Linked DNA regions of Homo sapiens: all the other regions are linked to region 1. A link is an interaction called in ENCODE POLR2A ChIA-PET data of the cell type or tissue named here. Cell type or tissue: PC-9. All regions are shown on one strand. Region 1 overlaps CORO7-PAM16 (CORO7-PAM16 readthrough). Region 2 overlaps NMRAL1 (NmrA like redox sensor 1). Region 3 overlaps GLIS2 (GLIS family zinc finger 2).

Region 1 (8,000 bases):
GCTCCTGGAACCATCCTGCCCTGCACAGGAAGTGTCGCCATGGTGATGAAGGGGCGGGCACGCGCCTCCCCTCCTGCACCCCCTGCGGGGCTGACACTGCTCCTGCCCTGCCACAGCCCCTCCTATTCTCAGAGCTAGGTGGTGGGGGCCCTCTTGGGGCTGCAGGGTAGCAGGATGCCTGGGTCCCAGCTGCAGCCCCTGTTCTTGCCCCCTATGCAGGAGAATGAGGAGCTGGGGAGACGGCTCTTCTCTGAGGCTTGCTGAGGCTGGCAAACGGGTCTCGCTCTGTCGCCCAGGCGGGAGTGCAGTGGCGCCAACACGGCTCACTGTAGCTTTGACCTCCTGGGCTCAAGCAATCCTCCTGCGTCAGCCTCCCTGGTAGCTGGGACTACAGGCACGCACCACCACGTCAAGCTAGTTGGGTTGTTTGTTTGTTTGTTTTTTGAGATAGAGTCTTGCTCTGTCACCCAGGCTGGAGCACAGGGGCACAGTCTCGGCTCACTGCGAGCTCCACCTCCCAGGTTCAAGCGATTCTCCCGCCTCAGCCTCCCGAGTAGCTGGGATTACAGGCGCCTGCCACCATGCCCAGCTAATTTTTGTATTTTTGGTAGAGATGGGGTTTCACCATGTTGGCCAGGCTGGTCTTGAACTCCTGACCTCAGGTGATCCACCCGCCTCGGCCTCCCAAAATGCCAAGATTACAGGTGTGAGCCACTGTGCCGGCCTAGTGTTTGTTTTTTTAAGAGAGAAGTTTTCAGTTTGTGGCCCAGGCTGCTCTGGAACTCCTGGGCTCAAGCCGTCCTCCCACCACAGCCTCCCAAAGTGTTGGGATTACGGCAGGTACCATTGCGCCCAGCCCACCTCTCATTTTTGATACTGGTGATCACTCCATTGATGAGGAGTTACAGGGTAAGGGGTGGGCCACTGACCCCCTCCCTCACCTGGGGGCTTCCTGTGGTCTCTGGGCAAACTGAGCTGGGTGTACCCACATTGGGGAGTGGCTGGGCACGGACAAAGCTCTTACCTGGACCTCTGAAGGCTGGGCTGAATGCTCCAGGGAGCAAGAGCTGGCCCAGGATGTTTGCTGGAAGCAGAGCGTTTCTGGGGCAGCTGTGGTCCTGGGCGGCTCCTCCTCCCTTCCCTGCTGCCTCCTAGCTGCGACTTTGTGCAAGCCTCATCACCACTCTGAGCCTCACGTCCATCTTGTGCAGGTGGAGGAGACAGCTGGGGCCAAGCCACTTTGCACCATGGCTTCGTCTCTCTGTGCCTTTAGGCTTCCCACATGTGAATTAGGAAGGTGGGAGCTACAGGCCAAGGGCGTCCCACCCCTAGCCTTAGCCTGTGCCCCTAGGTGAAAAGTGCTCAGTGGCAGCCCCTGGGGGACCCTGCAGGCTTGGCCCAGCCTCCGCCTCCCTCGTCCCCACCTGCTGGCTGAGCGGGTCTCTCTGCTTCCAGTTTCCAACTCTTTGCAGATGCCAGTTCCCATACCTGGCTCACGCCTATCAACCCTCCCAGCCTAGCAGGAATGACGCTAGGTCTTCCCTCACTTACAGTCTGGCGGTACCCTGCTATCAGCTGTGAGACATGCACACTTGACACGTGTCAGACACAATCCTGAGCCTTCTACAAGTGTTCCCTCTTACTCCTTGTGGCCGTCTTCAAAAGTAGGTCCTTCAGCACCATAGGAAAGGTTAAAAAAAAAAAGTAAATTCTGTTACAGTGCTTTTTACAGACATGGAAACTGAGGCACAGAGCTAGTGACTGACCCACCAAGGGAGGTGGCCAGGCTGGGGCTCTCCTGGGTCCACCTCCAGAGCTTCCTCCCCTAACACCGTGCGGCTCCCCCATGGCATGCATAGTCACAGGGAATGACACACTGATTTCTCTTTGGCCTACATCTACCTCCCCGATGTGTTTATTCCACGGGCACAGGGACTTTCCCCATTTTATTCACCATGTCATCTCGAATAGTGTGTGGCTCAAATACCCATATGACGAGAGAACAGATGAGTGAGGGGCACTGCTTCCCCCCAGCACCTGCCCTCTATCTGAGAACCATCCGGCCCCACTGCCAGCTCCTAGCACAGTTCTGGCCCCTGGGAGGCCTTGTGTGTTTCTTGAATGAATGAGTGACTTTTGGACAAGCTAAGAGCCACCTGGTGGGCTGCACACACGCAGATATTTGCACAACAAACACCAACGAGAGGGCAGGAGCCTGAATGACACTGTGACCCTCTCCGGGTGTTGAGGGCAGGGCTGGCCAATGGCTCGACCCTTGTCCTGACCCGATATCCCCTCTTACGTGGAGAGAGGGCAGTGGGGCCTTGGTTCTCAGGCTCCAGCCCCAACTTCCTGTGCCGGCCACAGCCTGGTGGGAAGGGAACAGTGAGAAAAGCCCCTCGAAGGACGGGACCTGGAGCCGTTTCCGATGGTCTCCCACGCTGGAGTCAGCCTCCACGGGCTGGGGAGGGGGCCCCAGGCCAGCTCCTCGCAGGCTGCTTCCCTCCCTCATTCATTCCCAAGGAGATCGTGGGAAGTTCGGAGGAAGCTGGCCATGGTTTGGGGTGAGCTATTTTTGGTAACAGGGTCCTTCGTCTCAGGCTCCAGGGGCCAGGGTGACTGGGAGGAGCTGTTTGCATTTCCTCTGGCCCCCTCAGCTCCCCACTGCCAGGGCCCAGGAGGACAGGGCCCCACCCACCATGTGAGCTTCCCTCTCCTCCCAGGGGCCGGGAGCCTTCCTGCTGGCAGCTCCAGCACCTCGGGAGGGCCAGGAGAGGCACTACTTGGCGCTCTCTGGACGTTGCCCAGAGGTGGGTCCCAGGCCCTGCCTCTTGCCTGGGGCAGCCACAGTGATCCTCGAAATCCCCCAGTTTACACGGTGCTTTGCCACAAGCCCTGCCCTTCCACATGGTGACAGCCCTGGGAAGCGGGTGGCACCGCATCGTGAGCCCCTTACACAAGCGAGAGAAATGAGGCATTGACAGAGTGTGACATCCCCAGGATCACACAGCTCTTAGGGGCAAGAAAGTGCCAGTGCCTTTAGCCCCTGGCGCAGCAGGGAAGGGGCCTGGAGCTGGGGAGTGAGGCAGCCCTCTCCTTGGTAGGAGGGACACTCGGGAGGAGCAGCCAGGTTGGCCTCTGGGTGCAGAGCTGCCCTCAACTGGGGCGGAGGCGGGGCTGATCCCCGGGGTGCTTCGGAGACCACCCTTGGTCCCAGTGGGGACGTGGAGAAGGACCCAGCCCTTCCCACCCTCTGTGAGGCTTTCAGGCAGGTGGGCAGCAGAAGTTCCCCAGCTCAGGCCCATTCCAGGGGGCCCCGCCCACCAGCAGGGCCCTGGGGGCTCAGGTCCACCTCTTGCCTCCTGCAGAGCACGCAGGCCCATGAGAACAGCAGGGATAGCCGGCTGGCATGGATGGGCACCTGGGAGCACCTTGTGTCTACTGGATTCAACCAGGTAGGGGGTTCCTCCTGGAGGAGCAGGGCACGGCCAGGTGGGGACATGTCCAGCCCTTTGGGCGGGGACGAAACCAATGGGAGGCGGGGGACTGAGGGCCAGTTCCAGGCCTGTCCATATACGGCCTGGCTGTGCTGCCGGGTCTCAGAGCCTCAGGGGACTGACGGCTGCTGAAAACTGGCAGATTCCATTTGTAATAGCTCAGCCTGACCCCAGGAGCCATAGTGGCCCTACAGGGACCCGAGAACACAGAGGGAACCGCCCCTCATCCTTTGTCACCTAAGGGTTCTTAAAGGGGCAGAACATGAAAACCCAGATTCTCTTTCCCTGGGGTGACTCCCACCCCCACTCCAAGCCCTGCTCTGGGGCAGGTGCCCCGTGTCAGGCTGCACCCTCAGGCGCTGGTTTCCCTGGGAGCCCCCCGGGTGGGGCTGAGGGACAGGCCCCTCTGAGCCCCTCTCTCGCCCTCCCTGCAGATGCGTGAGCGCGAAGTGAAGCTGTGGGACACGCGGTTCTTCTCCAGCGCCCTGGCCTCCCTCACCTTGGACACCTCGCTTGGGTAGGAGCTGCGGCACGCAGGTGGGCTGGGGGGCTGATGACCCAAGGCGCCGCAGGTGAGGGCACCTGATCCGGCCTGTCAGTGAGGCGGGCTGATCTCCGGGGTGTTCTGGGGTACCTGATCTGGGCTGCAAGGCCTTGCAACAGACACCTGGCCCTGTACCCCCGGAGCTTCCAGATGTCACGAGCAGCAGGTGCTCAGGTGCCCCTCTGGCCCCTGGTAGCAGAGTGGGCCCTTGGTCACCAGAGGTTTCATGGCTGGGGGTTGACACAGGTATGCTTGGCATTCAGGGAGAGGGTGTGATCCAGAAGTGCAAGAATACGCTTCATTTTTCTGTGGATGTTCTGGCAGGGCTGAGGCCCAGGGAGGCTCCAGGCTATGATAGGAGGGTGGACGTGGGCATTGTTGGACAGCCTGGCAGGGTGGGGGTGGGGGTGGAGGTGGAGGTGGAGGTGGAGGTGGGCCTTGGCTTATGCGGCCCACTGAGGTTTATGCGGCCTACTCCACACCAGCCACATGGCTGTCCTGTTCTATCCTGAGGTATGTCCCCAGGTGGGGCTGGTGCCCAGGCAGCCTGGGGGGCTCCAGGTGCACCTCATCCTTCCATCTGCCCCCAGAAGTGTGTGGAGAGGGCTTTTGGCAGTGCCTGGCGGGGTCCTGGCCAGGCACAGTCAGCTGTGTGCCGAGATGGCCTTGGCCCACTGCGGCTCAGGAGCCAGACACCAGGAGGCCCAGGGCAAGCATTTATGAGTGACTCATCTGTTCAGACCACCCACAACACAGCTGGGGAGACTGAGGCTGGGGGGGGTGTTCAGAGACGTAGCCAGGCAGGGCCGGGGTGGAGAGACAGGGACTCCATCCGCCTTCTGAAACTTCAACCGTGACTTATAAGGGCCTTGCTGGAATCTTCACAGGCAGGGGGATCCGAGAATGTCAGAGCCAGGAAAGGGGTGGTACTTGGCAAGCTTATTCATTCTTCCATTGCATAACTGAGGAAACTGAGTCACAGGCAACAGTGACCTGTCCAGGCTCTGGGAGCAGCAAGGGTATGTGTCTGGGGGTAAGGAAGGCTGCGGGATCTTCCGGGGAGTCCCCAGAAGAGCTCCCACCTGAGTACCAGCGAGAGCTCCTGCCAAGGGCTTCCCCGGGCTGAGAGCCGCCCAGAGGAGGGGTAGGGGTCAGGGTGACAGTGACGCCCTTTCCCACCCTGTCACACCCAGGGAGGGGCTGAGAAGCTGGCAAGGCCCATTTTACAGATGAGGGAGGCAAAGGTGAGCAAGATTCGGCACCTTCCCTGAAGCCATATGGAGGGTAAGAGGCAGAGTCAGGGCTGCCCTCAGCCTCCTGCCTGCTCTGGGCATTGGAGATTCAGGGAGGAGTCAGTGGGACCCGCCCCGCCTTGAGGAGTCGGAGCTCCCGGGCCTTCAGACTCCACGTCTAGGATCTGGCCCCATGTCCCCCATCCCAGGCCCGGAGCTGCCTGGCATCTTGTCTTCTAGACCTTTCTAGGTCAGACAGCCCCTTCCCTGCAGGGCCCCCAGTGGAGGCATTTGTGTGAAGGGACCTGGCACCAGTCACTTCCACCCACCACTTCCTGCCTTCCAGGCTCTGCCCCCAGTGACAGGGTCCCCATCCCCTGAAAGCGTCTCCTGCCCGGCCCCAGTGTGGCCTCTGGAGGAGTTAATGATGCCCAGACCTCACGGTGCCACTGGCCAAGGCTGACCCTGTAATTACCACAGTTAAGAATAGCCTCGAAGGACCAGTGAGGACTGGAATTTCTCAAATCACTCCCAGATGGGTGGCCAGGCTAGGGTCCTCTCCCCTCTGCCCCCGAGCCCTGGCCCCTGCTCTGCCAGCCCCCATGAAGCTGGTGGATGCCAAGGATGTGTGCCAGCCCCCCAGCTGTTCTGAGAGGTGGCAGGTCCCCTGCACCCCCAGGCGTCCTGGAAGCTGGAGCCCCCCACTAACTCCCTGGGGTGCCGGGGCCTCTGAGCAAATCTAGGCTGAGCATGGAAAGTCTGGAGTGTCATCTGTGGGCACGGCTAATGGGGAGGTTGGCAACTGCATCCACTCCACCACCCTCGAGTTCTTCTGTTTTACAGATTTTCCATCTTGGCTTGGGCAGAACAGTGTGTGCCCTTATGAGAGCTAGAGGAGGCCAGGGTTCGTGCACACACCCCGTCCCCTCCTCATCCTCACCCAGGGGCCTCCGCTGTGGTCCCACCTATGCCCTTCCCCTGACATTTGTGGAGTATCTAAGGGGAAGCCAGCCACAGTGAGAGGAGCAGGGGCTGGGAGCCAGGCCAGCCTCGAACACCAAGGTCCTGTCTGTGCTCAGGCAGCCTCCACGGAGGGCTGCCCAGCACTTTGTGTGCTTGGTACCATGCTTGGCGCAGGGTGGAGGTGGGGGGATAACGAGAGGGACTGGCAGCCTGCACTGAAGGAACAGCTCATGCTTTGGTCTTGGAGATGCAGAGATACACCTGTCTTGGGTGCCACGCTTCTGGGTGTGAATTGAGCGGGGATGAGTGTGTGAATGCCTGTGAGGGGGCTGGGTGAACTGTATCACCCCCTACCCCCATAGAAGTAGGGTGTATTGCTTCTGTAGCTCACAGTGGCCCTAAGCCCTCCCGCGTGGCCGGCAGCCCCACCCGTGGCTGGGGAGCAGGTGCTGGGGTCCTGTCTCCACTTACTGTGAGCATGTTGTCTTCCCTCCCTGTGGCCACTCCTTTTCAATAGACGAGGTCGCCGGGCATGAAACAAGAGCATGTGTCACCCACATGGCCCAGGGCCTGCTGCAGTCAGCACCTGGTGATGGGGGCTCGCACACCCCCACGTCTGCCCCTGGTCCCTGGCCTAGAGTCGGGGGGCTTGTCCCGGGTCGAGGCTGCATCTCAGCTTGGTCGCCCCCTGGCTGGGTTCTCCCCTTCCCCGAAGCCCTGATCTGATGGCACACTCCAGACACTGTTCCAGGGAAGGCTTCCTTTTTTTGGGCCCTGCCACCCCCCCGCCACTGCCCCCTGCCACCATCCCACTCGGCCAGGTTTGCTTTGCAGTGAAAACATTTCTTCAGCAGCCGCCGTGTTCAGCAGCAGCCTCAGGCCCACAAAGGCCCCTTTGACGATGCAGCCACGGGCCGGGGGAGGCAGGCCTGGCCGCAGCCACTCCCCTAATGGGACCCAGGCCTACAGGAAATCCACCTGGGCTGCCGCCGCTGCCTCAGGAAGAAGGGGCCCCACCCAGGCCCACTGCCACCACCCACTGCCCGCCATGACCCACGGCCCGCCTCCTCCCTCCTCGTGCCAGAGCCCTCAGCAGCCGCTAATTGAATCCAGAGCCTCGCGTGGCTGGGCCTGACTCGGCACTGACATCAACACCCGCGCCACGGGGCCTGCTCCCTGGGTCTGGCTGGGCTGACTCTGTCCCACCAGGGGTGAGCCTGAGTGCTGGGGGCCGGGGCCATGACCTGTGGGACAGTGGCATGGGGTCTGCAGGAGGCTCACTCCAGCATGTTCTGGGTGCCCCTGCAGCGGCAGCCCAGTGGGTCCCCTCCCCTCCATCCCACTGAGGGTAACAGGAAAAGGTGCTGTGTGTCCATCACTGTCCCCAAGCCCCCTGCACCCAGTCCAGGCCACAGCTGCACTCAGCATCACTGCCCCCACCTCAGCATGCAGCCTTCCTGGAAAATGCTCCCACTTCTAGGGTTTCCAGAAAGCCTGGGCACATCCCTAATGCAGGGGCTGAGGGGGCATCCCAAGGCCACCAATCCTGGCACCGTCTGCAAGCCAACCTGGGCCCTTTGTTCCTGTCCCCCAGCTTGTCCTGCTCACTGGGGCTCGGCCCCTTTCTCCCCACCCATGGGGTCCCTGCCTTTGATGATTCACACTTCCCCTCCCACCAGAGCCCTCGCTGTAGCCAGGGGCAGGAGGCAGGGAGCAGGATTTCCTGCTGCGCCCATGGTGGGCAGTGGAGTGGCATGGGGCTGG
Region 2 (8,000 bases), 77 kb before region 1:
TTTTTTTAAAAAGTAATTTCCACTTTTATTTTAGATTCAGGGGTACATGCACAGGTTTGTTACATTGGTATATTGAGTGATGCTGAGGTCTGGGGTGTGACTGGACCTGTCACCCAGGTAGTGGGCACAGTACCCAGTAGGTAGGTTTTCAACCCTTGCCTCCCTCCCTCCCGTGGTTCCCAGTGTCTGTTGTTGCCTTCATGTCCACGTGTACCCATCCAAACTTGTTATTAGCCTTGACCCTTTCTTCAATTATGGTCTTACCTAGAAGCCCATTATATAGAGCAGACAAAGACAACTTCTCTGATTAACGCAGATCTTTTTTTTTTTTTTTTTTTTGAGACTGAGTCTTGCTCTGTCGCCCAGGCCGGAGTGCAGTGGGGTGATCTCGGCTCACTGCAACCTCTGCCTCCCAGATTCAAGCAATTCTTCTGCCTCAGCCTCCCGAGTAGCTGGGATTATAGGTGTGTACCAGCACACCCAACTAATTTTTGTATTTTTAGTAGAGGCGGGGTTTCACCATGTTGGCCAGGCTGGTCTTGAACTCCTGACCTCAGGTGATCCGCCCACCTCGGCCTCCCAAAGTGCTGGGATTACAGGCGTAAGCCACATGCCCGGCCCTGAGCTGATCTTATTTCTTTCTTTATTTTTTGAGGCCGAGTTTCGCTTTTGTTGCCCAGGCTGGCATGCAATGGCGCAATCTTGGCTCACCGCAACCTCCGCCTCCTGGGTTCAAGTTATTCTCCTGCCCCAGCCTCCCGAATAGCTGAGATTACATGCATGCGTCACCATGCCCTGGTAATTTTTTTGTATTTTTAGTACAGACGGGGTTTCTCCATGTTGGTCAAGCTGGTCTCTAACTCCCGGCCTCAGGCGATCCGCCTGCCTCGGCCTCCCAAAGTGCTGGGACTGCGGGCATGAGCCACTGCGCCCAGCCCAGCAGATCTTATTTCTAATCCTGATGATTCCCTGTGGGCTTCCTGGTACTGTCACGAAAAAGGACCACAATCCACGTGGCTTAAAACCATAGAAATCAGCTGGGCACAGTGGCTCATGCTTGTAATCCCCACACTTTGGGAGGCCGAGGCGGGCAGATCACTTGAAGTCAGGAGTTTGAGACCATCCTGGCCAACACAGTGAAACCCTGTCTCTACTAAAAATACAAAAATTAGCTGGGCATGGTGGTGGGCGCCTGTAATCCCAGCTACTCAGGAGGCTGAGGCAGGAGAATTGCTTGAACCCAAGAGGCGGAGGTTGCAGTGAGCCAAGATTGTGCCACTGCACTCCGGCCTGAGCGACAGAGCTAGACTCTGTCTCAAAAACAAAAACAAAAACCACAGAAATCGATTCTCTGATATTCTAGAAGCTAGAAGTTCAAAATCAAGGTGTCAGCAATGTCACCCTCTCTCCAGAGTCTTGGAGGCCAGGCGTGGTAGTTTATGCTTGTAATCCCAGCACTTTGGGAGGCTGAGGTGGGCAGATCACTTAAGGTCAGGAGTTCAAGACCAGCCTGGCCAACACAGCAAAACCCTGTCTCTACAAAAAATACAAAAATTAGCCAGGCATGGTGGCGGGCACCTGTAGTCCCAGCGACTCAGGAGGGTGAGGCAGGAGAATTGCTTGAATCCAGGAAGCGGAGGCTGCAGTGAGCAGAGATCACGCCACTGCACTCCTGCCTGGGTGACAGAGTGAGAGTCCATCTTAAAAAACAAAACAAAACAAGGGGTTTGAGGGAAATCCTTCTTCACTGTTTCTGGCTTCTCATGGCTCCAGGTGTTCCTGGGCTTGTGGCCACAAAGCTCCAATCTCCGCTTCCCTCTTCGCATGGCCTTCTCCAGGTGTTGTCTCTTCTCCCGTCTCTTATAAGTACCCTGGTTACTGGATTTAGCGCCTATCTAGTTAGTGCAGGATGTTCCCATCTCAAGATCCTTCACGTAATTACATCTGCCAAGACCCTTTTTCCGAATAAGGTCACATTCACAGTTTTCAGGAATGAGGATGCGGCATATCTTTTTGGAGGCCACCGTCCGAATCTCTGCGTCACCTCATGCAGTAGGTAGTGTTGTCATCTGCATTTTACCAGCGAGGTCAGGATGGTGCCATCACTTCTCTGGGGTCACACTGCTCGTACATGGCAGAGCCTGATTTGAACCTAGGCAGCTGTGGTGCCTCTGTATAGCCTCCCAGGGCTCTCCAAGGAAGATGGCTGAGCTCCATGGGCAGGGTGTTCTCACACCAGCAGAGATGGGACGTGTGCATTCTCCTTTAGACCTCCATGCAGGCCGTCCCCCTGCAGCCGACCTGCCCCCCCGTCCTATGTTGCACATGGTGGGCCAGAGTCAGTGGCTGGTAGAAGGCTTCCGGGGCTGTGTTTACGGGCGTGGTGTCATGTGTGAACATCATTCCAGGAGAGGGGGCCTCCTCAAGGGTAAGTGGGGTCTAGATGTTAACCTCGCAGATGGTGGCCGCTCCGGGATTAGAATGCTGGGGCTGTGACCAGGGACAGACATCCTTCTTCTGAGCCTTGTGATCTCTCCTTCCCTGCCCTCCAGGGGAAGCTGCTCGCTGATCTGGCCAGGCGCCTGGGCCTCCACTATGTGGTCTACAGCGGCCTGGAGAACATCAAGAAGCTGACGGCAGGGAGATTGGCCGCCGCGCACTTTGACGGCAAAGGGGAGGTGGAGGAATATTTCCGGGACATTGGCGTTCCCATGACCAGTGTGCGGCTGCCCTGCTATTTTGAGAACCTCCTCTCCCACTTCTTGCCCCAGAAAGCCCCAGACGGAAAGAGCTACTTGCTGAGTAAGTGCCCTTTCTCGCACACGGTGAGGCAGAGCTCTCACCCTGTAAAGCCGTTGGTGTAACAGACCGCGGGCCGCTGTCACGTGGTGCCAGGTTCAAGCCGTGGCTCCCTCACGTTAGGCCCAGGACTGAGCACATCCTGTCAGCTTGCGGGGCCTCAGCTTCCTGTTCTGTGAGATGGGCTCTATACCAATGTTTGCAGGGGTGGCAAGATCTGCTGAGATGGTGGTGACACGATATTCGCTTGGTCCATTGGAAGGCTTTACAGAGAGGACCTAGTGATTGTCAGTTCTCCTTCAAAGATGAGGAGGGCCGGGCGCTGTGGCTTATGCCTGTAGTCCCAGCACTTTGGGAGGCTGAGGCGGGGAGACCAGCCTGGCCAACATGGTGAAACCCCATCTCTACTAAAAATACAAAAATTAGCTGGGCGTGGTGCCACCCACCTGTACTGGCAGCTACTAGGGAGGCTGAGGCAGGGGAATCGCTTGAACCCAGGAGGTGGAGGTTGCAGTGAGCTGAGATTGTGCCACTGCACTCTAGCCTAGGCGACAAGAGCAACACTCCGTCTCAAAACAAACAAAACAAAACAAAACAAAACAAAAAAACCAAAGACGAGGAGAGGATTTGGAAAATGAAGTTCAGTTGCAGATTTCACAAACTAGGAAAGCTCTTTCTTCTCAGTGCCCATTGGGGCTATAAACAGGTTAGGTGCACTGGCCCTGGCTGGGAACAAGGCTCACCCAACCTGTGTCCTGCTGGTCACTCAGTGATCAGGGCAGGAGGGGTTGGTGCCTCTGGCTGGCCACTCCTTACCCTCTGGTTGAATGCCAGGTCACCCTCGCATAAGGGCCCAGCCCATGGGAGTCCTGCTCACCTGGCGGGCCAAGTCTGGTGGTAACAGTAGCCCTTTGGTACCACCATTTATTATAGTTTGCAAAGCTGGCCAGGCGCAGTGGCTTACGCCTGTAATCCCAGCACTTTGGGAAGCCGAGGTGGGCAGACCACCAGTTCAGGAGTTTGAGACCAGCCTGGCCAGCATGGTGTGAAACCCCATCTCTACTAAAAATACAAAAATTAGCCAGCCTGGCGTGGTGGTGCACGCCTGTAATCCCAGCTACTCGGGAGGCTGAGGCAGAAGAATCGCTTGAACCCAGGAGGCAGAGGTTGCAGTGAGCCGAGATCGTGGCACTGCACTCCAGCCTGGGTGACAGAGCAAGACCCCGTCTCAAAAAAAAAAGGCCGGGCACGGTGGCTTACGCCTGTAATCCCAGCACTTTGGGAGGCCGAGGAGGGCGGATCACGAGGTTCAGGAGATCGAGACCATCATGGCTAACTTGGTGAAACCCCTGTCTCTACTAAAAATACAAAAACTTAGCCGGGTGTGGCGGCAGGCGCCTGTAGTCCCAGCTACTCGGGAGGCTGAGGCAGGAGAATGGTGTGAACCCGGGAGGTGGAGCTTGTGGTGAGCCAAGATTGCGCCACTGCACTCCAGCCTGGGCGACAGAGCGAGACTCCATCTCAAAAAAAAAAAAAAAAAAAAACCTGCAGTCAGGGATATCTCCTGCTCCGGTCTGTGCGCTCTGTGCCCTCGAGCTCCCAGGTGATCTGAACAGGAAGCTGCACTGGCCCCTGTCTCTAGGTAAGGAGGATAGGACCCAAGCATTCCACAGGCCACACCCAGACAGTTGCCAGCCTCCCCATCTACAAAACCTCAGCCTGGAAGTTTGCGAGTCATTCATTCATTCAGGATTTATGAAGCATTTATCATGGACGTGCTGCTCTAGGCCAGCCGTTGGTGTCTGGTTAATCAGGATTCCTGGTAAGTGAGTTGGTATTTGGAGTATCTACTCAGAGGTGGACGTTCCAGCTTCCAGGAATCTAGGATATGACAGAGTACTTCAGGCTGGTGCCTCCAGATTAGCGGAGACCCTGGGCTCCAGCCACACTCTCTGTAGCAGCTTTCAGAGTCCTTTTCCTTTGTCCCTTCTCTGTCATCCTAGCGCTGAGAGAGCTGGGCAGGCCCAGGTTCTTAGCCCCATTCTAGGAATGCAGCAACCCAGGCTCAGAGAGCCTCAACAGCCTGCCCTAGGTGGCAGTACCCGGATTCCATCCCGTTTCCTGACTCAATTCCACTGCTGCCTCTGTGCTACCACAAATAGCAAGACTTGTCTTAGCTATGCCCGAGTGCTGGAGTGTGCAGCTGACTGCTGGGAAGAACCAGCTTGGACCCTTTGGAGAGGGGCTCTGTCCCTGCCCCTGTCTGCCCTCGGGACATATACCAGCTCACGTCTCTGCCCCACAGGCTTGCCCACAGGTGACGTTCCCATGGATGGCATGTCCGTGTCTGACCTGGGTCCTGTGGTGCTCAGCCTTTTGAAGATGCCAGAAAAATACGTCGGCCAGAACATCGGGCTGAGCACTTGCAGGCACACGGCCGAGGAGTACGCTGCCCTGCTCACCAAGCACACCCGCAAGGTCGTGCACGATGCCAAGGTGGGCCTCCCGCCCCAGGTGACTCAGGCATCCTTGTCAGGGCTTTCTAGCTCCCGTAGGGAGGGTGTGTCCAGGGCTGCCCACACCTCTGGGCAGTACATCTAAATTCATTCGTTCATCGTCAACGTTTATTTTCTGCTGTTCCAGGAGCTAACTGGCCACAGAGTGAAATTTCTGGCTTAGATGTTTTGACCAAATAGAGAGAAAAGCTTCCAGGAGGAGAGGGCCATAGGAGCCAAGGCAAGGAGGGGTGAAAATGCAGGCCCTGCCGGGCTCCTCTGTGGGAGGGAATTTGAAGAGAAAAGAGTCTGGAAAGATAGACCCGACCCCTCCCCTGTGGGAGGGGATTTAAAGGGAAAGAGGCTAGAAAGATAGGGCCGACCCCTGCCCCCATTGGCCTGGCTGGGTGGGCAGGAGGCCTACTGGACAGACTCTTGGGTACCTGGTTTCTAATGTTTGTCATTACCATTAGGAAAGTAAGACATACTCATTAAAGAATCTGGGAGGCTGGGTGCAGTAGCTCACGCCTGTAATCCCAGCACTTTGGGAGGCCGAGGCAGGTGGATCACCTGAGGTCAGGAGTTTGAGACCAGCCTGGCCAACAGGGTGAAACCCCATCTCTACTAAAAATAAACAAATTAGCCGGGTGTGGTGGCAGGCGCCTGTAATCCCAGCTACTTGGGAGGCTGAGGCAAGAGAATCGCTTGAACTCAGGAGGCAGAGTTTGCAGCGAGCCGAGATGCCACTGCACTCCAGACTGGGCGACAGAGCGAGACTCCAACTCCAAAAAAAAAAAAGAATCTGGGAAACACTGGAGTCCTTAAAAGACGAAAGTTGGGTCAGGCGCGGTAGCTCACACCTGTAATCCTAGCACTTTGGGAGGCTGAGGCGGGCAATTACAAGGTCAGGAAATCGAGACCATCCTGACTAACACGGTGAAACCCCGTCTCTACTAAAAATACAAAAAATTAGCCCGGCGTGGTGGGCCTAACTCCTGGGCTCAAGCGATCCTCCCACCTCCACCTCCCAAAGTGCTGGGATGACAGGTGTGAGCCACTGTGTCTGGTCAAGCTTTGGTTTTTGAGAAAGAAAGTGATGCAGGCAGGTCTCTGATTTGGAAGGGACTGAGATATTTTCGTCTCATGATCTGAAAATAATAGTCTTTTTATTTATTCATTTTTGAGACAGGGTCTCACTCTTGTTGCCCAGGCTGGAGTACAGTGGGGTGATCTCAGCTCACTGCAACCTCCACCTCCTGGTTTCAAGCGATTCTCCTGTCTCAGCCTCCTAAGTAGCTGGGATTACACGCACCTACCACCAGGCTGGCTAATTTTTGTATTTTTGAAAGAGACGGGGTTTTATCGTGTTGGCCACGCTGGTCTCGAACTCCTGGCCTCAAGAGATTTGCCTGCCTCAGCCTCCCAAAGTGCAGGGATTACGGGCATGAGCCACAGCATCTGGCCAAGAACAATCTTTAAACTGATCTACAATGTCAGGCAGCTCAGGAGAGCAGCAGTTTCTGAACTTTCGGCTCTTAGAAGTTTTCAAATGACCTTGTACGGAGGACCTGGGTCAGGGACCGAGACAATAGTGGCTCTGGGTGTAGCAGGTCGGGAGACCCCAGCCCATCCGGCCTCCCTGCCCCGCCACCTCCCGGGGCACTGGAGGACGCCGGCCACGACAGGCTCCTCTGCTTCCAGATGACTCCTGAGGACTACGAAAAGCTTGGCTTTCCCGGTGCCCGGGACCTGGCCAACATGTTCCGTTTCTATGCCCTGAGACCCGACCGTGACATCGAGCTGACCCTGAGACTCAACCCCAAGGCCCTGACGCTGGACCAGTGGCTGGAACAGCACAAAGGGGACTTCAACCTGCTGTGACCTGCCCGCCTCGCGGCCCCTTGTGGGGATCGGGGGCACCAGAGGGGCAGAGGCACCAACATCTGAATAAAGCCATTGTTCTCCCAGATGGCTTCCAGGAGAAGAGGACTCTGCTTCCAGGACTTGGGTTGGGGTGGTAGTTGTGTACCAACACAACAGTAAGTGGTTGGGGAGGGTCCGGGGCTGTACCAACACAGCAGTAAGTTGGAGCGGGGGGGGGGGGTCCAGGGCTGTACCAACACAGCAGTAAGTGAGGGGACCCGGGGTTGTACCAACACAGCAGTAAGGGGTGGCTCCAGGGCTGTACCAACACAGCAGTAAGGGAGGGTCCAAGGCTGAAGGGATCACTTGGTGACTGGGACGAGTGACCTAAACGTGTTTAGTCAGACAGGTGTGAAGTGGCCTGTTCTGACCTCAGCTAGCAGAACAGCTCTGACCAGCAGCCTCTGTTCCCACATTTGAAATTCATTCACAGACGGGGACATAGCACAGGACACAGAGGAGCCCCAGGAGCCGAGCTTCTGACACACCCCTTTCATCTCCAGAGCTAGTGAGGCCATCTGCACATGTGAACTGGAGACAGGCTCTGCAGGGAGGCGGGGGAGATATGGGCTTCTCCCTTTCTCTCCTCATCCTTGTCCTGGAAGGAGCCGGCCTTGGGGTACCATCCTGGACACAGGTGAACTTCAAACAGGTTGGAAAAAGGAAAATCGGATGTGGCAGAGCTGTGGTCCACAACGCACAGTAATTGGACACTGCTGGGAAGCAAAACTGAAGGAGAAACAACCCACCTTGCTTGCTGGGGTGGGTCACAGAGAAGAGGGT
Region 3 (8,000 bases), 52 kb after region 1:
GTTCCTGCTCTAAGCGGCAGATTGAGAGGGAGGGGCACCTGCAGGGTCGGGGAGAAAGCCCGGATCAGGCCTGCAGGGGCTCAGGGCAGTGGTGGCCTCATGTCAGGGCCGGGTTCCTGGCACATCCACGACATACAAGCCATCTTTGCAACTCACTTTTATTGTTTCTTTATAAACTTCCTCTCCCATGGAGGAATATATTGTTATAGTCATTAGCTTATCTCTTTTTTTAAAACTCTATGCTAACAGCAATGGAGCCAAGAGGAGGAAAACATAAGCTACGATAGAAAGGCACTTAGAACCTGTTAAAATACTGACGTCCTGGAATGTGCAACAACACACCAATGACAACCACAAAAAGTACACCGGCCCTGCCGAGCCTGGTCCGTCACCGAGTCGCATGCTGAGCTCGTCGGCCTTCCAGTGCCCTGTTCCTCCGCTCTGCTCAAGTCGCAAACCCATGACCCCGCCAGGGACTTAAGGCCTGGGGCCCTCACAGGGGTGGGGGGTGCTCAGGGCCTGGGTGGGGCCCGAAGAAAGGAGACCAGCTCCCTCCTACCTTGCTCATAGCCCCTTCGAGGGGCAGAGCCAGTGTGGCTGGGCCCTGTCAGGGCTGGAGTCCAAAGCCCAGTGGCAAGGTGGGCCGGGTCAGGGTGACCCCTCTGGGACAGAAGGGCAGTCCGGGAGAGGGTGGGGTCAGCAGAGCTGCCAGAGGACCTGCAGGGCCACTAAGGACCCCAAGGCTGTCCGGGCAGCTGCCTCGTTTTACAGATGGGGAGGTGGAAGGGCCTGGCCACTCAGAGGCCTGGTGACAGGGCAGGCCTAGAAGCCAGAACTCCCAGCTGCCAGGTGGGAGAGGGAGCAGGGAGAGGCCCCAGATGGGGGGTGCATGGCTGCGTCCATCCCTCAGGGCGTCCTGGGATGGGACTGGGGCACAAGGCCCTCCAGCACCACCCTTAAGTGGTTCTGGCCCCTGCCAGGGTCCCTCTGAGTGGCACAGAACCTGGGGGGGCCCACTGGGTGTTAGGGGTGGGGAAGTGCCTCTGAGAAAGCGGCCCAGCAGGGAAAAGCCAGAGGAAGCAACGTGTCATGGGTCCAGCACCCTCCTCCAGCCACTGCTTCCCTCAAGGCCTTCAGTCCACAGCCTCCAGAAAGCTCCCAACACAGCACTGACTGGGAGCCCCCTCCCCTGCATGCTGTCACTTGGAGCCCCCAGACCAGGAGCTGTGTCCCAGCCTGTGGTCGGTCGTCCCCAGCCAGCCTCCCCCTTCCTGTTACAGGACCAAGGACCCAAAGGCCTCTGCAGGGGGCGCTGCCCAGGCCAGGCCCAGCGGGGGTAGAAGGAGGAAGACGGGGCGCTGGGCCTGGCCCCACATGCTCCCTGAGCCAGGGCCCAGGTCACTCAGTATCTTGGCACCACAGCTGGCCTGGCACCTCCCCTTGCCAGCTCAGGGGCCCTCGGACCTGCTTCCCACGCTCCCAGGGTGCCCCAAAAGGTAGAGGGAGGAGACCCTGGGGTGCAGGGGTGGAGTGGCCAGCTATCCCGTCTGGTACTGCAGGCCTGGCCTGGGGTGAGGACGGCGGCTGCAGAGCGGGCCTCCTCCTAACTAGTGGGAGGCGCCTTGTCCTGGGGGGCATGCTTCTACCTGGGGCTTTGCAGGGGCCTGCATCTGTCTTGCTTTCCCTCTGGAGGCAGGGTCAGAGGGAAAGGGGTCCAAGGAGCCCCCAGGGCAGGGGCTGGGTAAGCCTAGGAGGGAAGGGCAGGCCTCTGGTCCCTGGGGGCTCCTCTCAGGAAGGGGGAGCCTGGTGCTAGCAGGGAGGGCAGATGCCACCCCACCCACCCCCTCTGCTGGGAGAGGGCAACTTGCCATGGGTGGTCACTAGGTGAGGGAGGTGCCAGGGTGGGAGAGGGAAACGGGAGGAGGTCGGGCAGGGGAAAGCCTCTCAGAAGCTGAGGGCCAGGTGGTGGGGGACAGACAGGAGCGAGGCTTCAGCACCCAGGAGCACAGCTCTCCCTGCATGACAGGCCAGGTCCCCACCCGGGGGCTGGGAGGCCAGCCATGAATGACCTAGCACCATCCTTGCTCCCGGCGGGCTGGGCTGGGGCTGCCCGGGCAGTAGGACATTATTGCTATTTCACAGAAGAGTTTCCGTTCGTCGGGGGCAGTGCCGGGAGCTGCCGGGGGGGCACCACAACTGTCCGCAGGATGGGCTCAGTTCACCACAGCCGGTTTGAGCAGCACCGAGCCCGGCGGGATGACCACCCAGCCAGGGGCCAACGCCTCTGGGCTGCTGGCAGCTGAGTTGACGCCCGTGGACAGGTCCAGCACGGTGCCTGGCAGCAGGGGGAGTCCATCGGGGCTTGGCCGGGAGCAGCTGCTCTCCGTCCTTTCAAGGGGCGTCTTGTGGCCCTCCATGCCCAGGGCCCTGGTGGGCACCGACCCACGCCCCTTCTCCCCCTCGGCCTTGCCACCAGCTGCGCCAGCAAGGAGGGAGACCACAGGCAAGCCCAGTCCGCCAGCCCCAAAGGGCGAGGGCAGCAGCGGGTTCTTGGCCAGATTGAGAGGCAGGACGGGGCCTGGCAGCCCAGGGCCCATGCCCCCCCCACCCCCACTGCCCCCACCGTTGCCACAGGCCAGGGCACTGAGGTCAAGGGGGCCGGGGGCCAGGGGTAGGGGTAAGCCGGGCAGGCCAGGGCCTCCAAAGAGGGCAGCTGGGTTGGGGATGATGATCTGGGCCCCACTGACATAGGGGCCGCCGTCGGGGGCGGGCAGTGGCGGCTTGGGGGGTGGGCGCAGCTGCAGGAGCTCTTGCTGCTCGTGGGACACAAAGTGGCCATGGGCCTTGATGTGCTTGCGCAGTGAGCTGGGGTCCGTGTAGCGCTTGTGGCAGCCGGGCATCTTGCAGTAGTAGGGCTTGTCCACATAGTGGGTGCGCGTGTGCTTAAAGCGGTCACTGGAGTTGGAATAGCGCTTGTTGCAGCCCTCGTAGGGGCAGACGTAGGGCTTCTCACCTGCAGGGTGGTGCAGTGCAGTGCCGCCATGAGGGGTCTCTCCCCTTCCTGGGTCTCACCCCATGCACTCAACATTTCCCCGGGCCAAGCACTCCCTGGGAACATAGATGCCCCAATTCTGGGGGCAGGGGGCATCCCCAGCACATGGCATGAGATCTGCCCCCAGGCAGGGCACAGAGGCTGAAAACTCAGCCTGGTTGACTCCAGCTCTGCCTAGCCTCGCCCTGCACCCTCTGCTACAGAGGATGTGCCTTTCAGCAGCAGAACATGGCCTTGGAGGCCGGGCCCGGTGGCTCACGCCTGTAATTTCAGCACTTTGGGAGGCCAAGGCAGGCAGATCACTTGAGGCCAGGAGTTCCAGACCAGCAGGGCCAACATGGTGAGACCCCGTCTCTACTAAAACTACGAAAACTAGCTGGGTGTGGTGGCAGGTGCCTGTAATCCCAGCTACCTCAGAGGCTGAGGCAGGAGAATCACTTGAACCTGGGAGGCAGAGGTTGCAGTGGGCCAAGATCATGCCACTGCACTCCAGCCTGGGTGACAGAGTGAGTCTGTCTCAAGAAAAAAAAGACACCATGGCCTTGGAGATCACATCCTGGCACGAGGCGCCCAGCGTGGGCCTGGCCACAGGGAGTGCTGCCTGGGCGCTACTGCCCTCACTCAACAAATGGCTGAAGGTTCACCAGGCATCTTCTGCTGCCCTGGCCAGAGCAGGGGGCCACATGTAGTGACTGACCTCCTGATACATGGCTCTCCACCTGGAGATGTGCTGCCAGGGTGAAATAAACACCAGGAAAAAACATACACATCAGCTCCTTGAGGCTTTGTCATGAAATGAAGAACTTCAATATCTCACTGATTTGTCTTTAATAATGAATTGATAACACGTTGGATGTACCGGGGTCAACGAACCATATTACAATTAATTTCACCCATTTATTTTTGCTGTGTTTTATGCAGCGATTAGGAAATGTAAAATTATGTCTGTGGCTCTGACAACCAGAGCTGTCCTGGTATGGGCCTGGGCTGTAGTGAGGAGTGAAGCCGACCTGGCCTCTGCGATCACAGAGGTGGCATTAGTCAGAAGATACCCACGGGAACCAGGAAATGGCATTGGTGCTCCAAGAGCAGGTGCTGGGTGGGGGTCTGACCCCCAGGGGATGCTTCCCCTAGCAAACTGCATTGGAAAAGGGACCCCTGGGCGATGACATCAACCCTTATCTCTGAGGCCCGGGATTTACTTAACAGTCCCCTCCCCCTGGGGACCTGCCCAGCCGGTCTCAGCTGAGCGCCCCCTTCATGGGCCAAGCCGCCCGGCCCCGGCCTCTTACCTGTGTGCGACCGGTTGTGGATCTTCAGGTTCTCCAGGCGGGAGAAGCTCTTGCTGCAGGTCGGACAGCGGTGTGGCTTCTCGTTGGTGTGTGTGCGGATGTGGATGAGCATCTTGTACCTGCTCCAGGGAGGGCGGGGGGCACGGCTCAGCTCACTGGAGACCCCAGTCCTCCCTCTACCCCTCTCTCCCCCACCTCACCTGGCGTTGAAACCTCGGCCATGGCGGGCGCAGCCCTCCCAGTGGCAGCAGTACCCCGCATCCTTCTCGGGCTTGACATGGTAATCGTTGACATGGTCCACCAGGTCTTGCAGGAGCTCAAAGAGCTGGTTACACTGCGGAGGATGGGAAGTGTTCTGAGCCCATGCGGGGTGACCTGCCCCAGACTCCACACTACTCTTGCTGGCCCCCACTCACCTTGGCCCAGCGACACACCAGCTGCTTGGGCAGGGGCAGGTCTGGCGAGAGGCACTTGTCCTTGGGAGGGGTAAGGAAGGAGGAGGCAGGCAGGTGCAGGGCCCCCCCGGAGCCGAGGGGCAGGAAGAACTGGAAGGAGCTGGGGACACCATCCAAATAGCGCAGTGGCTGGAAGTCCTGGGGTGCGAGGGGAGGGCTAGTCAAGGTCCTGCTGGCCCAGAGCCCCCCGTCCCATCGGTAGTGGACTGAATGGTGTCCCCAAACAGAGACATTCAGGTCCTCTTCTCCCCAGCCCCTACCTGTGCATGTGGCCTTATTTGGAACTAGGATCTTTGCAGATGTAATCAAGTTAACATGAGGTCACACTAGATTAGGGTGGGCCCAACACCCAGTGACTGGTGTGTTTTAAATTTTTATTTTCTTAATTAAAAAAAATATATAGCCAGGTGCGGTGGCTCACGCCTGTAATCTCAGCACTTTGGGAGGCTGAGGTGGGCGGATCACTTGACGTCAGGAGTTCAAGATCAGCCTGGCCAATATGGTGAAACCCCATGTCTGCTAAAAATACAAAAATTAGCCAGGCGTGATGGCACATGCCTGTAATCTCAGCTATTTGGGAGGCTGAGGCAGGAGAATTGCTTGAACCTGGGAGGCAGAGGTTGCAGTGAGCCGAGATCATGCCACTGCACTCCAGCCTGGGTGACAGAGCTAGACCCTGTTTAAAAAAAAAAAAAAAAAAGGCCGGGCACAGTGGCTCACGCCTGTAATCCCAGCACTTTGGGAGGCCGAGATGGGCGGATCAGTTGAGGTCAGGAGTTCAAGACCAGCCTGACCAACATGGAGAAACCCTGTCTCTACTAAAAATACAAAAGTAGCCAGGTGTGATGGTGTGTACCTGTAGTCCCAGCTTGGGAGGCTGAGGCAGGAGAATCGCTTGAACCCGGGAGGCGGAGGTTGCAGTGAGCTGAGATCCGGGCCACTGGCCTCCAGCCTGGGCAATGAAGCAAGACTCTGTCTCAAAAAAATAAATAGAGATGGGGTCTTGCTATGTTGCCCAGGCTAGTTTTGAACTCCTGGGCTCAAGCGATCTTCCCACTTTAGCCTCCTAAAGTGCTGGGGTTACAGGTGTGAGCCACCGTGCCCGGCCATGACTGGTGTCTTTATAAGAGAAACCAGAGAGAGATTCGGACACAGAGGGACAAAGACCGTGTGAAGACAGGGCAGAGCCTGGAGTGAAGCAGCTACCAGGCTAGAGTGCCAGGCATTTCCAGAAGCTGCCAGAAGGCAGGAGAGAGGCAGGGAAGGTTCTCCCCTAGAGCCTTCCAGGTAGACTCCAGCCTCCAGAATTATGAGGGGTAACACATCTGTTTTTTAAACCACTCAGTGTTGGGGTACTTTGTCATGGCAACCCCAGGAAACCAGTCCACCCCTCTCTCCGGAACTCTCACCCCTCCTTACCGAGGCACTGGGCACTGGAGGCAGGTCCCCGTTGCCCTGGCGCTCGGGGGACAGCGAGCTGCTGCCATTGGGGGAGTCCAGCCCAGATGGTGGTGACAGGCTGAGGTCCACGAGAGGGGCTGCTGAAAAGCGTCCCTCCACCTTCTCGGGGAACTTGGAGTTCAGCAGGAAGCCTGAGGGAGAGGCACAGTTCAGGGTGTGCTGGAGTGTAGAGTCCCAGTGGGCCAGGTACTCCTGCCTCCGAACCCCCACTGTGACCTTGGGAGCAGACACCAGCCATGCCCCCAGACCACACGAATGTGAGGAGCAGCCTGTGGAGCTGACAGGTGTGTGACACCACCCACCACCTCTGAGCTTTACCAGCCGCCAGAGCTTGGCCCCCGTGAGCCGGGGAGGGGGGAAGTGCCCGCTTTGCAGACGGGAATGGTCTGGCACGCAGGGTTAATAACAGAACAGGACTCGAACCCAGGGCCCCTGGGTCCCTGTCAGACGGGCAGGTAGGAACCTTTCTAGCTTTTCCCAGGCCCCTTCCTGCCTCAGTGTTCCCTTCTGTAAAGTGGCAGGTTCGGGCTGGGCTGCTCCCATAGCCTTCCCCTTCAGACAAGCGGTGAATCTGGTTTTCGGGTGACTCTGCTCTTGGAGGCAGGGCAGAAGTGGTGCCCACCACCCTGGGCCCAAGCACCGGGAATCCCTGAGAGGCACCTCCTGGGCTCAGACCCAGCCTCTACTGCCCAGGTTGGCCAGCGGCACCACCCCACAGCCTAGGGTGCAGGTCCTGGGACTACTGCCGCTCCTTCTGAATGCCTGGTTGCCCGACCAGCTCTGTTCCAGATCTGCCTAGAGGCCTCAGTTTGCATCGTGTGCCAGCCACGTGAGCTGGGCACTGCAGCTCCCACCTCCCTGCAGACATACGATGCTGGGCGGATGGAAGGACAAGCGTGCGGGCTTCCCATGAACCGGAAGCCGAGAGGGGCTGCAGCTACATGCTGGTGGACACACTTGGCCATTCTCCCTGTCACCATGACTGGATCAGGGCTAAGTCCCCCTGCCCTGCCCAGGGCCAGTACCTGAGGGCGGGGAGCCTGGAGAGCCAGGTGTGGGGCTGTCATCCACCAGGCCCAGCTCCCTGTGCAGAGCACGGGGCCGGACCACACCCAGCGTCCTCTCCCGCTTCTCTCTTGCCGCCCGGAGCTTGGTGATACTCAGCTTCAGGTCGAGCGGCTCGTCCAGGGAGTGCATGGTGAGGGGGCCGGAGTTGGAGGTGGCAGCAGGCAGTGGGCTCCCAGCTGGTCTTCACGCAGGAACCTGGGGAAGGACAGGAGCTGTGCTGTGGCACTGAGACCCCAGGCTTCTCCTCGGGCTGTACTCATGACAGTCTAACAGGAGCAGGAGCAGGGGGCAGTGTGAGGTTGTCTCCTGGGTAGGGAGACCCTCCGAGCGACCTGGCCGGCAGCTATCATGGGGGGAGAGCCAACAGCCTCCTCAGAGATTCCGCATCTGCTTCCCATGAGTCTCTTGGGGAAGACAAAGCTCACATTCTTCATTTTGCCATGAAACTGAATTTTATTTGCTGACAGAGTCTCGCTCTGTCACTCAGGCTGGAGTGCAAGTGGCACAATCATAGCTCACTGCAGCCTCGACCTCCTAGGCTCAAGCGATCCTCCCACCTCAGCCTCCCTGGTAGCTGGGACTACAGGCAGGCACCGCTCCTGGCTAATTAAAAAAAAAAATTTTCTTTTTTGTAGAGATCGGGTCTCTCCATGTTGCCCAAACTGATCTCGA

What was found. ChIA-PET counts read pairs that join two places held together with the same protein. Peaks named below come from ENCODE experiments on the same cell type or tissue, not always from the same donor. Only the 100,000 strongest peaks of a DNase experiment are listed, where the experiment ranks them.
Region 2: POLR2A ChIA-PET joins it to region 1 with 8 read pairs; 10 of 35 experiments call an interaction of 5 or more read pairs at or near these places.
Region 3: POLR2A ChIA-PET joins it to region 1 with 6 read pairs; 9 of 35 experiments call an interaction of 5 or more read pairs at or near these places.

Annotation. Positions count from the first base shown.
Region 1 is chr16:4,384,000-4,391,999 of GRCh38, reverse strand. It overlaps CORO7-PAM16 (CORO7-PAM16 readthrough), which reads left to right. Exons shown (of 31, transcript NM_001201479.2): 8 at 3,369-3,455; 9 at 3,932-4,014. It overlaps CORO7 (coronin 7), which reads left to right. Exons shown (of 28, transcript NM_024535.5): 8 at 3,369-3,455; 9 at 3,932-4,014. Among named protein-coding and RNA genes, the nearest start is that of VASN, 16 kb to the right of the region's middle. RefSeq lists enhancers at 231-784, 785-1,336, 7,732-8,000. In PC-9, no CTCF peak of the experiment used is centred here; a DNase peak (open chromatin) is centred at 3,579.
Region 2 is chr16:4,460,955-4,468,954 of GRCh38, reverse strand. NMRAL1 (NmrA like redox sensor 1) reads left to right here. Exons shown (of 6, transcript NM_020677.6): 4 at 2,553-2,802; 5 at 5,105-5,295; 6 at 6,996-7,261. The coding sequence ends at 7,175. Among named protein-coding and RNA genes, the nearest start is that of NMRAL1, 9.7 kb to the left of the region's middle. RefSeq lists an enhancer at 2,424-2,925. In PC-9, no CTCF peak of the experiment used is centred here; a DNase peak (open chromatin) is centred at 4,504; H3K27ac peaks cover 3,023 bases.
Region 3 is chr16:4,331,738-4,339,737 of GRCh38, reverse strand. It overlaps GLIS2 (GLIS family zinc finger 2), which reads right to left. Exons shown (of 7, transcript NM_032575.3): 2 at 7,286-7,523; 3 at 6,219-6,391; 4 at 4,761-4,937; 5 at 4,545-4,678; 6 at 4,345-4,463; 7 at 143-3,013. The coding sequence starts at 7,457. The coding sequence ends at 2,214. Among named protein-coding and RNA genes, the nearest start is that of GLIS2-AS1, 7.4 kb to the right of the region's middle. RefSeq lists an enhancer at 1-196. In PC-9, no CTCF peak of the experiment used is centred here; no DNase peak of the experiment used is centred here.